Linked DNA regions of Mus musculus: region 1 is linked to region 2. A link is a contact called in ENCODE Hi-C or POLR2A ChIA-PET data. All regions are on one chromosome and are shown on one strand. Each heading gives the region's core, a stretch centred on a gene start or an enhancer-like site at or near the end of the contact. The rest is flanking DNA. Distances are from core to core; before and after follow the strand shown.

Evidence for each region. Hi-C counts contacts between places; a loop is a spot of excess contacts on that map. ChIA-PET counts read pairs that join two places held with the same protein, here RNA polymerase II (POLR2A).
Region 1: a loop to region 2 is called in a map of left cerebral cortex, with 2.7 times the contacts of the local background. The contact joins the enhancer-like site here to the promoter of 1810058I24Rik in region 2. A Hi-C loop is called at or near these places in 7 of 37 maps with a recorded cell type or tissue (heart and left cerebral cortex). POLR2A ChIA-PET finds 5 or more read pairs at or near these places in 2 of 5 experiments (Patski and embryonic stem cell).

The regions. Positions count from the first base shown.
Region 1 is chr6:35,285,952-35,292,805 of GRCm38, reverse strand. It overlaps Slc13a4 (solute carrier family 13 (sodium/sulfate symporters), member 4), which reads left to right. Exons shown (of 16, transcript NM_172892.3): 3 at 2,876-3,012; 4 at 4,889-5,052; 5 at 5,405-5,459. Among named protein-coding and RNA genes, the nearest start is that of Slc13a4, 19 kb to the left of the region's middle. Within about 2 kb of position 4,590, at least 1 of the 3 ENCODE cell types and tissues checked has a DNase peak (open chromatin) inside an H3K27ac peak, as active enhancers do; it is heart, where a contact is called at or near this core.
Region 2 is chr6:35,247,114-35,254,119 of GRCm38, reverse strand. 1810058I24Rik (RIKEN cDNA 1810058I24 gene) reads right to left here and starts at 1,410. Exons shown (of 3, transcript NM_001384235.1): 1 at 1,338-1,410. The coding sequence starts at 1,352. It overlaps Nup205 (nucleoporin 205), which reads right to left. Exons shown (of 43, transcript NM_027513.1): 43 at 6,521-6,859. The coding sequence ends at 6,707.

The DNA of each region.
Region 1 (6,854 bases), core at 3,341-5,840, 36 kb before region 2:
CTGGACACTGGCTGGTCTGCTCCCAACTGGTTTCCAGTTGATCCACCTTATACAGCATATTACCTCGTAGGTTTTAGCTTCATCTGTGCTTGGATACCCTGCCTCTGCCCTTGCACTGTGACCTAAGACACATTCCTCAAACTCTCTGAGTTTGCTCATCTTAGAATTAAATACAGCCAGTATATGTCCAGGAGAACTGGCACAGAACTCGGAAGAGAACAAAAATGCAAACTGCAGAGCGCCTGGTGTGCAGCAGGTGCTCTAGTCTACCAGAAGTTCCTCTTCTTACTTAGGGTGGGACCCAGAGAAAGTAGTCTTACCTCTGTGTAGCACTCACTGAGCCTTCTAAAAGACATCACAGACAAAATGGTGTTAGGGGATGTCAAATGCCAAAGAAACGGAGAACACACTGTTGTTACCAGCCTCCCAGGAAAAAAATTGTGTTCTTATCAACTCTTCAGAAGCAGAGAGTGAGGTCATAGTGTGATAGAGGGGCTGCGTCACACAATTTCTATGTCTTGTGTCTGCTATGGGGTTCCCTCTTGGCAGGCAGAGGAAAATACAATCGGGTTCCCCGAGCTAACTCAGAGGTCTAAGAAAAAAACTAGAAAGGAATTAGATCCCCACAGCAGAGCCTGCAAGCATCCAGCTCTGCTCACTCATCCTAAGGACAATGTCTTTCCCAGAAAGGACTCAAGCCACCCATAGTAGAAGACCTTCTATGCTTCTGGGAGCATTAGTGACCATGATCAGCTGAGAGGTAAGCTTGGAACAAGAGCTAGATCAACCAGAAGCACAGGTCTCTGCCTCCTAGAAAATGGTTACAGACATGAATCATAGCAATTCAAGCCTATGGCATTTTCATGGGACAAAAAAGAAAGAAGAGCAGGTGCCATTGCTGTGACTATGTTGGGTTATTTGAACAAAGTTTAAAACCTATCATGAAAGCCAGCAGACTCCTTTCCTTCTTCTTCTCCTTCTTCTCCTTCTTCTTCTTCTTCTCCTTCTCCTTCTCCTTCTCCTCCTCCTCCTCCTCCTCCTCTTCCTCCTCCTCCTCCTCCTCCTTCTTCTTCTTCTTCTTCTTCCTCTTCTTCTTCTTCTTCTTCTTCTTCTTCTTCTTCTTCTTCTTCTTCTTCACTTTTACCAAGTCCTTCCCATCCAGTGTCAGACTCCCTGCCTTTCAACTCAGCTACGCCTTGGCATTAATCACCATATCCTGACATGCTGTTGCATTAGTTCTGGTCATTACTAGATTACACTTCCCATGATGACAGACGGGAGCTATGTTCTCTTACATCTCTCACTGTGCCTCGATTTACTCTCTAATCAGCAACTAGCTGTATTTGGGGGATGTGTGTGTGTGTGTGCATGTGCGTGACTGTGACTGCAGACATGGATGTGCCACAGTGTAGGTGTGGAGGTCAGAGGACAATTTTAAGGAACTAGTTCTTGCTTTCCACCTTATTTAAGGTAGGTCCCTCTTGTTTCTGCCACAGTGTGACAGTGTAGCTGGCCCAAGGACTTCCAGATGACTCTGTCTCTGCCTCCCCTCTCCCCCACAGGAGTACTGGGATTGCAGATGCATGCTACCAAATCTAGCTTTTAACATGGGTCCAGGGGATTCAAACTCCTATACTCAGGCTGGCTGGCACATACTTTTTTATCCGGCATGCCATCTTCCTAGCCCCTCAACTTTTTTATGTTCAATAATCAAAAGATAACTCTTAGTGTGGTTTTATAAACATTGTTGACTCCCACATATTTCACTATACTTAAATGTCCTTTATGTCTCAATTATTTTTCCTGCCATTAAAACTGTTCTTGTTTTGTCACCTTAAAAGACATTTTAAGTTAAAAGTTCATCTCCTCACTTTTTTGCCATGGATCCTCTAACTATGTGACTATTATTTATTGAGTATCTACTTTTGCATGTTATTCCACTGTTGGCAATTTAAAGGTTTTACTAAAAGACTGAAGAGGTGGATATAGAAACTCAGCCAACTACAGTATACCCCTGATCTCAGCCTTGCCCTGAGCACTCCATGGTGTATGGAATTAACTAAAGCCACAATCCCAGCCTAGCCCTGAGTGCTCTACATTGCAAGGAATTAATAGTGTCCCCAGGGAACAATCAGAGTTTAGAAGCAAAGGAAGGTGTTCTGGAGGGCACCAGGCCTGAACTTGGCTTTGAAGCCTGTTCCAAATGCACAGCCAGACACAAAGACAGAATGTTCCAAGTGAGAATGTAGCAGAACATAGGTGATGAGGAAAGGGATTCTGAGAACGGAAGGATCCAACAGGGACGGGGCTGGATGTACCAGGGAGACATGTGGACGAGAAGGGAGGGTTAATCAAAGTGAAGGACAAAAAATATAAGTTTATTCTTTCTTTATTAATGTATTGGTTCTTTCTCATTTGAGTGAAATGGGGAGGGGGAGTAAAAATTGTAAAAGTACCTTCAAAATTTCTATCCCACTGAGTGTGGCAGTAAGTCTAGTTCTTAGCTTTTGAGTCAGGGTTTCTCTGCATAGTACTGGATGTCCTTTAACTCATTCTGTAGACCAGGCTGGCCTCCAAGTCGAAGATCCACCTGCCTCTCCATCCCAAGTACTGGGGTTAAACGTGTGCGCCACCACTGCCTAGCAGAGTTGGTATTTTTAAACAACCAACTATTCTAGCTAGTAGTAGAATGCTTGCCCAACGTGGGAGAGACCCTGGGTTTGATGTCAGAGCTGAAGAAGATAAGGAACTACCCAGTTATTTGAATAAGCCTCCCCTCACTGCTTCTACTTCATCAGCCTCTGCCTCTGAGAACACACTGTCCTGCCCATGGCCTCTTCCCAGGTGGTGACTGGCCTTCCTGACCCCCCTACAGGTGGCGGCTGAGTACTTCAAGAACACCACGCTGCTGTTGGTGGGCGTCATCTGTGTGGCAGCAGCTGTGGAGAAGTGGAATTTACACAAGCGCATCGCCCTGCGCATGGTCTTGATGGCGGGAGCCAAGCCTGGCATGTGAGTCACATGGCATGTGGGGTCCTGGGGCAGTGGTTCCTCTGCTAAGTGGGAGGTGACACCAGGATGATGGACTCCCACCTCCCGCACCTGTGAGAGAGATCCCAATAACTAGGAGTGATCCTGATAGCCACAGAATACAGATCTGAATGGTAGCCCTGATGTTACTATCACCTGAATCTAAGGAATTCTCTTCACAACCTGGACCACAAGGACAGGTTTGCAACACCTGAGGGCCTTGTGAGAAAGCATAAAATGGACCAAACAGAAACAGTTTCTCTTTTTTTTTTTTTGCCTGTGGGTTAGAGTGCACATAGGTCAAAGAATTGGGTGGCTTTTCCATTGTCATTTAAGAAGCCATGAACATCTCTTCCCATCCACCCAAGTTGCTGAGGGGGGTGGGGGGAGTGTTGCTTCAATGCCTCACATGCTCCCTCTTTCTCCTTCCACTCGGCCATCAAGAGACCCAGCAAGGGGGCATCCTCACCCTCACAGCATTCGTGAGGGCATCAGGGTGGACAGTTTTGTGTGAGCCTTGCTCCCACTGCACAGGATCTCCTTTGTTCCTCTTCCCTTTCTCCACTCCTAACGGCTCCGGCTCCTACGTCTATGCAAGCTGCTGCACCCGCTGGAAGAGCAGACTAGAAACAATGTAGCACTGTTTTCAGCATTAGTCTTTCAAATGAGTTCTTGGAACTCTGAAGCCCGCCCCTGACTCCCAGGTTGCAAAGCAGAGCCTTGCTAATTATGGCTAAAGCCACCCAGGCCCAGCAACCGGCTGCCCACTCTGTGCTTCCAAGGCACACAAGGAGCATTGCTTCCAACATAGTGGGACCTTGTGGCTCCTTTGACTCTGTTCTGTTTTTTGTTTTGTTTCCCTTGTGGTACTGGGGGAGGGGTGGAGAGAATGAATGAAGCAATCGCTCATCCTTGCCCTAAGCAAGCACTCAAGCCCCGAGCCACATCTCCAGCCCCTGCATAGCTCTGGAAATCTTTATCCTATCAACAAGAATGTCCACCTGTCTGGGTTTGCCTTCTTCCCTATTTACCACACTACCCAGCAAGTTCATGCCGGCATGGCTCGATATCATGGCGCGCTATCAGTGGGTGTGCCAAACATGAGAGCTATGTTGCTCTCAGCTCAAACAAAACACTGCCAGGACTCAGCCCTGCTTGGGCACAATCCACACATGTGCTGTCTCCTTTGTGCAAAGTCATCTGAAGTATAAACAAGTCATCTTTGTCTCCACCTCTCCTAGGCAGCAAGCCCCAGGTCTGCACAGGCACGGTTTGCACTGTGCTTCCAAGTCAAAGGGAAATCATTTGAAGGTTATTTTTGTTCTGTGCTCCTCCAAGCTTGACGCTTTCAGAGACCAGCTGGAGACACACACACACACACGCACACACGGACAGGGGAGACTACTGTGGCTTTGTGGCCATCCTTGCAGCTAGTTGGCACTGGGACAAGTCGTGGGAGAACGAAGTGCCAGGACTGTTTGCTCCCAAATTACTGTGCTGACTTGCTCAGAGCATGGGGTGCCCTAGACTTGCTGGCTGCAGGGGAGGGGAAAAAGATCCCCTTATGCATAAGAGACACACCACAGAGCTCCACCTAACGTCCACACAGAGAGAAGGGAACAGCCTCTGAGTCCCTACCCTGGATCCTTTCTATCAAAGCTAGCCCTTCTTTCTTTAAAAGCTTTTTTCCTGGCCATGGTCACTAGCCACGGCTTGGGAATCATTTGCTGGACCAATGCTGAAATAAAGGGTTACCCCGCACCAAGTTCTGGGAGTTTAGAGGTGAATGGCACCTGGGGGCTCATTAGGGTCATAATTCATCAGGATAACGCTCTGCCCAACCGTCCCTGCCCTCCAGGCTCCTGCTGTGTTTCATGTGCTGTACCACCATGCTGTCCATGTGGCTCTCCAACACCTCCACCACCGCCATGGTGATGCCCATCGTGGAGGCGGTGCTGCAGGAGCTCATCAACGCTGAGGAGGAACAGCTGGCAGCCGGCACTGAGGAGGCTGAGCTCATGGGTACAGTTCACTGGGGGCCCATCTCCCCTTTGCTCCTCCCCCCAGCCTGGTGCCCATCTTCATTGGAGCCTCTTGGCCATGCCAGCAGTCACAACCCAAGCTACCCTTAGCCCATTCTCATTCTTCCTACGTTGCTCACAGGCATCCTCCACCCCTTCTCTTTGTCCCAATTTCTCAAGCATTATTACAAAACTCCGGTGTCTGCCTGCATCTACAGCCCCACTATGCCTTCAGAGCAGAGAGAAGGGGAGAGGCCATCACACCTCTGCCCCTGCCCTGAGCCCCTGGCCTTCCACATACGGGGTCCACTGCAGCCTTAGTTTTAACTTCCTGTGTTTCTTTACCACTTTAGGTCTTGATGTAAACAACAGACAGACGTCCATGGAACTCATCTTTGTCAATGAAGAGTGAGTATGACCATCCCTCTTCCCAGACGGAGCCTCTTGGGGCCATTAAAGAGGACAGGAAAGATAAGACCAAATCGTCTCTTTTAGATGCATGTGCCAAGCTCGCCATCTTGTCCCCATCCATAGGATCTACCTCTGACGATCTTGAGGGGGTCTCCCCTAATTCCAGAACACTTGGGAATAAGGAGGAATACAAAGACCCACGTTAATTCCAAGTAGATGTAGGAGCCGCCCTATGGCTGCCAAGTACAACTACATCTGTACTGATGCGGTTAGAATACTGGGGGACAGTTGTTGACAGGCTGTTTGATGCTCTAGCAAGCTGAAGCTAGGAAAGGAGAAACATGGTCTTGAGCATTCAAATGCTGTGGGGTCCATCAACAGCTGACTTCTTTTCAGAGTACATATATACATATATACATACATACATACAAACATACGTGGTCTTTAAGGGTATTCCATGGTGAATACAACCCATTTTTTTAAAAGATTTATTCATTTTATGTATATGAGTACACTGCAGCTGTACAGATGGTTGTGAGCTATCACGTGGTTGCTAGGAATTGAACTCAGGACCTCTGCTCACTCTGGCCCCGCTGGCTCCAGCCCATATATTTATTATTATATGTAAGTACACTGTAGCTGTCTTCAGAAACACCAGAAGAGGGCATTAGATCTCATTATGGATGGTTGTTAGCCACCATGTGGTTGCTGGGAATTGAACTCAGGACCTTTGGAAGAGCAATACAATGCTCTTAACCACTGAGCCATCTCTCCAGCCCCGAATACAACCCATTTCAAAGTTGTATTTCACAATGGTTCTTTATAATTTGCCCGTTTAAATACAAAAAAAAAAAAAGAATAAGAGCTCATACCGAATGAACTCAACCTATAGAGCTGGACAGACACAGAGAGGGACAGACGCAGAGAGGGACAGACATGGAGAGGACCCAGCCAGAAACATCATCATCTTCTTCGTCTTCCCACTGTCTTCCATGGTCACCCTGTTCTTGCTGCCCTCTGCCTTTCTTGGTATCTCAGATACCACAGCTTTTCTGGCCCCTTCGGAGAGGCACAGTGATCTCACTTTCGGATCCCCAACAGGCTAGCCCAGGTTCATATCAAAACTTTGCTGTTTCCAAAGCTTGTCCCCTTTCTGTGGGTCCACAGCGGTTCCCTCTGGACCCAAGCCTGCAGAAGAAGAGATGAGAGTTGGTGGGGGTAGGAACTGACCTTTCGTTGTCCCCTGCCCCAGCTCCTCCTGTCCCTTGTCTACTGTCCCCTCACTCTGCTGCTTCTGCAGTCTCCAGGGTTGGGGTGAACATAGGGAACAGAAAAGACCAAAGGGTAGACTCTTGTCTGAGACCCAGGCCCGAGCTCTGTCACTTGTGAGCA
Region 2 (7,006 bases), core at 161-2,660:
TACACACACACCTTGAGATTAAAGATAGGGTCTAAACTCTTAACCATTTAGAAAACAGTTGAAACGGCTAATGTAAAAAGCAAGATTTGCAGAAACTAGCAGTGTTTGACCAAGTTCCACAAGAGGAAAGTTGATTCCATCTCTGTACATCTGATTCCACTTTTCCCAACAAAAGCAATGAAGAGGAGACAGACCCAGGGCAAGAGAAGGAACATCAGTTACATCCTAGCTAAGCATCTAATGGTCGGCTTCAGCATCTCTCCATAAATGTTGAAAATTTTGAATTTTCCAATCAAAACCCATGTTTAAGTACAGAGCGCTAGTCCCGCACCAGGTAGCCTCATTCAGCAAAGCACTTAAAAGGTTAAGTGTAATCGATTTAATGTTCTCCCTGCTTATCAATGAACAGCAAATGCAGTGGAAGGGCCAATCCTATCACCTTACACTAGCTGGCTGATGCTGCTTTTAAAAGTGATTCCTAACAAGTAAATTACTGCTAATTACTCCTACCTCCTAAACTAAGGCCTAGTTAGGACACTAGAGAAACCCCAGAGGCAACTGAGTCTTTGTAGGGCAGTTTTATGTAAACAATACTCATTCTCGGAGCACCAGGTAGCCACTGACCGTGGGAAAGAAAGAAGATATCTGCTTTATTAGAATTCGAAGATGAAACGCTTTCATCTGAAAGTGTTTGAAAACTTTCATCTGAAAATTTGACTGGCAAGTTTCCTAGAATCCTCAACAGGCAATTTTAGAAATACTTGATTTTTGCCAGAAAAACGTGTTAACTCAAAAAGGAGACTTGAAAGGGTGTGGGGAGGGGCAGGTTTTTACAAGAGTTACTCGCAGGGCAGTCTGACTCACTCCTCAAAGCGGGCAATCTGTAAAGGTCTGAAGAGGGAGGGCACTGTGGATCTCTCGCTGCGACCTCGTGATGTGGCTGACTAATGCACGGCGTGTGAAAGGCACTCTGAGGCCTCAAATAAGCCGTATATAATAGATGGGGGTCTACGGGAAGTCGCGTGGAGAGGACAGGAGCCAAGTCATCTTGATGACTCCTCCGACCCAACTTACCGCGAAGATTTCGCCAAGAGCTCACAGTAAGTGGTTTTTTGAAAACGCAGTCATATCACTGACACCCCAAAGTTTTCGGAACTTGAAGGACTACATATAAACAAACCCAGGCAAAGACCCAAGGACTTAGGAGGAGGCCAGAGGAAAACTGCGCGAGCAAACCCGAGGGCGACGAGCCCCAACTGCAGAGCCGTGCACCGCCGACCCGGGACCCCGGGGGAACGAGGCGACCGCGAGGCCCGATCCTCCGAGGCCCCACTCACCAGGAACTGGAGCATGATGTCGGTGGGGAGGGCGAGGAGGGTGTGAGAGGTGCTCCAGCTCCAGCTCGGCTCCGGGACTCCTCCCCGGCGCGAGGGCGGAACCCGCTGCCAGGTTCCGGTTTACGCCCCGCCCCGCCCTGCCCCGCCCTCTCCATTCCCGGAAGCGACTCGCGGAGCCGCAGCGCCCTCTGACGGCCATCTCGGGAAGCAAGAGGGCGAGGTGCAAACCTAGGCCTCTTTGAACCAAAGCCTCCGGGTGACAAGGACGCTGGCAATTGTATTAATACAGTCAGACGTGGCTGTGTTACCTACTAAACCAGGGTGGGGGTGAGGTAGCGGGTGCCATGCCAAGTGAACAACTCACTCTCCTGGGAGCCTTTATGAAGTCCACACTAATCTCCACCACAGCCGACTCTCAGACGAAAAGGGGGAAAAGGTTCCATTTCACAAAAGCCCACAAGTGTGCTATGCAGCCTAGTTAAGGGTAGTCCTCAGCCACGTGATAGATGATGGAGAGAGGTCTGCGGAGTCTGGCACGACTGGATCCAAGTAGCGATTGCTGGCAGCCACCAGCAACCTATCTGAAGTTTACTTCCTCCTCAAGTGGAGCGCGAATCATCTACCATGCAGGAGCCAAAGATGAATCCACTCTTGTCCGGTCGCGCTGCTGGTCACCCACATACACAAGCACATCGAAACCACCCTTCTCATGTTGCTCTCAGTCTTTGGAATTGACCTTTATCTAGTTAAGGGGTACTCTGGCTTCAAATAACAGAAAAACAAATCAGCTGCGCCTAGTGGGGCTGTTAACCCTGGGACAATGGCAGAGGACTACTTAACATATCAAAGTGGACCTGGCCTCCTGGTCCTCGCCAGCATCCCTCAGTCCCGGCCTGTTACAGGGTGTGGCTGGCACATGCAGCCCTCTACCCTAAACTCACCAGTTCAGGGGCTGGGCTGCTTTTCCCGATGAGGCTTTTCCCTATATAATCCAGCCATTTTGGTTACCTGAACTGTGATGGTTTACATATGCTCGTCCCAGGGAGTGGCACTATTAGAAGGTGTGGCCTTGTTGGAGGAAATGTGTCACTGTGGGGATGGACTTGGAAATCTTCCTCCTAGCAGCTTGAGGATGCTCTCTGGCTTCCTTCAGATGAAGATGTAGAACTCTCAGCTCTGCCAGCACCATGCCTGCCTGGATACTGCCATGCTTCCACTTTGGTGACAATGGACTGAAACTCTGAACCTGTAAGCCAGCCCCAATTAAATGTTGTCATTTCTAAGAGTTGTCTTGGTCATGGTGTCTCCTCACAAAAGTAAAACCCTAACCAAGACCCGAACCTTTTGTTCCTTTGCCCTTTGGGCCCCTGTATCTCATTCTGCTGCCTCTCCCCTCCTCAAAAGAGGAAAATATCTCTCTCTCTCTCTCTCTCTCTCTCTCTCTCTCTCTCTCTCTCTCTCTCTCTCTCTCTCTCTCCCAGCTCAATCAAAGTCAAGTTCTTTGAGCTCCCAGATGTCCTTGCCTCTAGCTATGTCTCCCTTTCTTCTCCAACCAACTTTCTCCTCCACCATCCCTAGTCAAGCCCTCTCTCAGAATTTCCCTCCATTTCTGTGTTTCTCCATCCATCCACCTCATTACTTCTCTCCCTCCTCCCAACTCATCTGCTAAACTGACAAAAGAGCTGATTAGAGGGGAAAAAAATAGAATAAAACATAAAGATCACACACCACCAAGGGAAAGGTCAATAGGTTTGGCATACTAAAATGTATTTAAATTGAGAAAAAATAACCCAGTGTACTTTAATAGCTGCAGAGAAAGTGGGGTGAGGCATTCTGAATTTTTTATTTAATCACTTTTACCCCTAAAAAATAATAATAACACAATGCACTGGCTAGTTTCATGTCAGTCTGGTGCAAACTAGAGTTATCAGATAGAAAGGAGTCTCAATTGAGAAAATGTGTCTCCTCTAAGATCCAGCCCCAAGGCATTTTCTTAATTATTGATCAATTGATCAGTGGTGTCTCACGCCTTTAATCCCAGCACTCCGGAGGCAGAGGCAGGCGGATTTCTGAGTTCGAGGCCACCCTGGTCTACAAAGTGAGTTCCAGGACAGCCAGGGCTATGAGGACCTGAGTTCCGGTGCTGGGCAGCTAGACTGACAAATCTCTGAGGCTTGCTAGCCATCGAGCCTAGCCCAAAGCTGTGGATTCCAAGCCAGTGAGCGACCCTGTTTCAGAAAGTAGGATGCAGAGTATCTGAAGCGTGACATCTAAGGTGAACTAACCTCTGATCTCCACTTACACATACATACACATTTAACAATTGAGGTGTTATCAATGGTGTGACAAACGCAGGAGGAAACCTAGAATACATATCGGAGAAAGCACTATAGACAACTACTGATTGGACAAAAACGAGAGGCATCCATTGTACATTCCTCCCAGTTCTTCAGAAGATCCAACATTTTCAAAATAATGTGGGGAAAGTGGGATTTAGGAAAGGCTAAATTCACACCTTGTACAGTATAGATCATTATGAAGAGAACATACACTTCAGTTATACTGATTAACTGAGTGAAAATGAATTAAAGTCCTATCTTAACTTAGTCAGAAATAGAGAGCCTGCCCTTGAAATGCCAAAACTCTGTAAATCGATGTCTAAAAACTGATTCTCTCCCCTTTGTTTTGCACAGGAACACATAACATCTTCTCCCCATGTCTCCTGAATCCAGGCATCAGCAAGGCCTTCCTACCCATTACCCTCTGCTGCAGGATGTATATCAATTCTGGTCAGCTGTGCCACTGCTGCTGCCACCGCTGCCACCACCACTGTGTCCCTCCCTCCCGCACACTTTCCCACTGCCCTCTGACCTCTAAAGTTAGTCCCCTGCACTTCTGGAAGCACTGATGAGAAAATAAGGTAATGCTGGTGCAGTAAGATGGCTCAGTGCATAAAGACACTTGCCACCAAGCTCAAGAGCCCGCCCGGAATCCTCATGGTGAAAAGAACTGACTGCCCCGAGCTGTCCTCTGACCTTGCACAAGCTATGGTTTCCTTAGCTCTGCATCTCTCACAGGCTTACAAAATGCTCAGGCTTTGATAACTGGCAGGCTTACATTCAGTCATCTGTATGTGGGTGCTCTCTGCCACCATGCACATAGAGGACAACCTGCTGGAGCTAGTTCTCTCCCTCTACTATGTGTATTGCAAATCCAATCTCAGGGCATCAGCCTCAGCAGCAAGCCTTTTATGCACTGAGCTACCCTGCTGCCGGCCCAATGCTGTGTTCTTGGTGGCAGACAATGGCTGGATGGAGATCCATGTCGGTGGCAGAGCATCTGTCTACCAGGAGTGAGGCCTTAGGTTCATTCCAGGCCAGGGGAGTGGAGCGGCAGGCAAGAGGCTTGCACTTTGGATCCAGTTACAAGTCTCCCTAAGAGTGTGCTAGCTAACAGCTATTGTTTATCTGGTGGGCAGCAAATTACTTTCAAAATGCAACAATGGCCAAGACTTTTAATGAAGATGCTTAAAAGCTGTAGAAATCTTGTTTAAAGATTTAAAAACAAAAGCCATCAACCATAATAGCACGGACTTAAGCCTACTGCTCTGCCTCCACATAAGTCAGGCCTCCGCCCTCTCAGCAGCCTCTTATGTATGGGACTAAAGCTGCTGCAGAAGGGAGAACCAGTAGTGGACAGGGGAGCGGTGACTATGTCATCTTTCCATCTGTGGCAATCACATTAATGAGAATATAGGCAGATGAACTGTCACAGTTCTTTCTTATTTTTTACAGTCCAGTCGTTACCCCCTTCCTGGTCCCATTCCTCTTCCCCCACCCCATCTCCAAGAGGATGTCCCTACCCCACCCCCACCCCTGCCAGACCTCCCTTCTCCCTGGGGCCTCAAATCTCTAGAGGGCTAGGGGTGTCTTCTCACTGAGGCCAAACCAGGCAGTCTTCCACTGTATGTGAGGTGGGGGTGGAAGGGTGGGGGTTGGGGCTCGTAACCAGCTAGTGTATGCTGCCCGGTTGGTGGCTTAGTGTCTTAGATATCTCAGGGTTAGTTGAGACGGCTGGTTTTCCTATGGGGTTGTCCTCAACTTCTTCCAGCCTTTCCCTAATTCAACTACAGGGGTCCCAGACTCCAGTCCAATGGCTGGGTGTAAGTATACTGCTTCTGTCTCAGTCAGCTGCTTGTTGGGCCTCTCCGAGGGCAGCCACGCTAGTTTCCTGTCTGTAAGCACACCATAGCATCAGTCATAAGTCCCAGGCCTTGGAGCCTTCCCTTGAGATGGATCTCAAGTTGGGCCTGTCGCCGGACCTCTTTTCCCTCAGTCTCTTCTCCATTTTTGTCCCTGCAGTTCTTTCAGACAGAGACAATTCTAGGTCAGAGTTTTTGACTGTGGGATAGCAACCCCATCCCTCCACTGGAGGTGGACTCTCTTCCTACTGTTGGACATTTCATCTAAGGTCCCTCCTTTTGAGTCCTGAGAGTGTCTCACCTCCCAGGTCTCTGATACATTTGGAGGGTCCCCCACCTCCTAAGGTTGACTGTTTCCATTCATTTTTCTGGCCCTCGGAGCTTCACTCCTGTCCCTTTCTCCTGGCCCTCCACCCCACCCCCACCCCCGCCAATACCTTAGCTAATACCTGACCATGTTCCCCTTTTCTCCTCCCCCTCCCCATAAGTCCCTCCCTCCCTCCCTCCCTCCTGTGATTGCTTTCTTCTCCCTCCCAAGTGGGATTAAAGCACCCTCACTTGGGCCCTTCAGCTTGCTAACCTTCTTGAGTTCTGTGGATTGTATCCTGGGTATTCTGTACTTTCTTGGCTAATATCCACTTATTAGTGAGTACATACCATGCATGTCCTTTTGGGTCTGAGTTATCTCAGGATGATATTTTCAAAGAAACAAAGACAGACTGTCATCATTTGAAATGCAGGAAAGGCTGAGGCTAATTCTAAGGGACAGGTTGACTTTTTGGGTCATTAGTTTTCATGGCACGAGCATGGTGTAGTTCACTACCCACTCCATGCTAGAATATCGAAGCATCACAAAGGCATGAAGGATACAGAATGTCTGAAAACAAACTGCTGTTCAGAATCTCTCCACGGGAAAACCATAAGCATCAAACATTTTTATGTGAAGAGTTTCGATCATTTCAAAAGAATGACCACACATTTGTTTATTTTTAAAAAGTATTTTATTGTTCACAAGTGAGGGAGAAATGAGAGAGGTTTACAGAAAAGATGTCCATATATAAAGAAAGAAATAGCAAAATATCTTTTGGTCATAATTTAGAAATAAAGTCATCTATAAAAAAGAGGTGGTTCTCCTCAGTTCATCTCTTCCACGGAAGAGAGTCAGTTCTCAGTTCCTGGACAGCCTCAGCAGGCCACGGATACGTCTGATGAGAGCCTGGATGAAACTATAGCGGGATCGAACTTTTGAGTACAACCCTTCAATGTCAAGAAGTTTCTTTTGCAGCGACTCTCCGAAAGCGTTGACAGCATCAGACTGAAGCTGGAGGTAGTACAGACGCCCTTGTTAGTGCACTGCTACTCGGGTATTGCCTTCTGTGCTCTGATTCACAACACTGCTACACTATCCTTTTTCCTTTAATCTTTTTAAAATGTATTCACTTTACATCCGACTGCCACCCCCCTACCC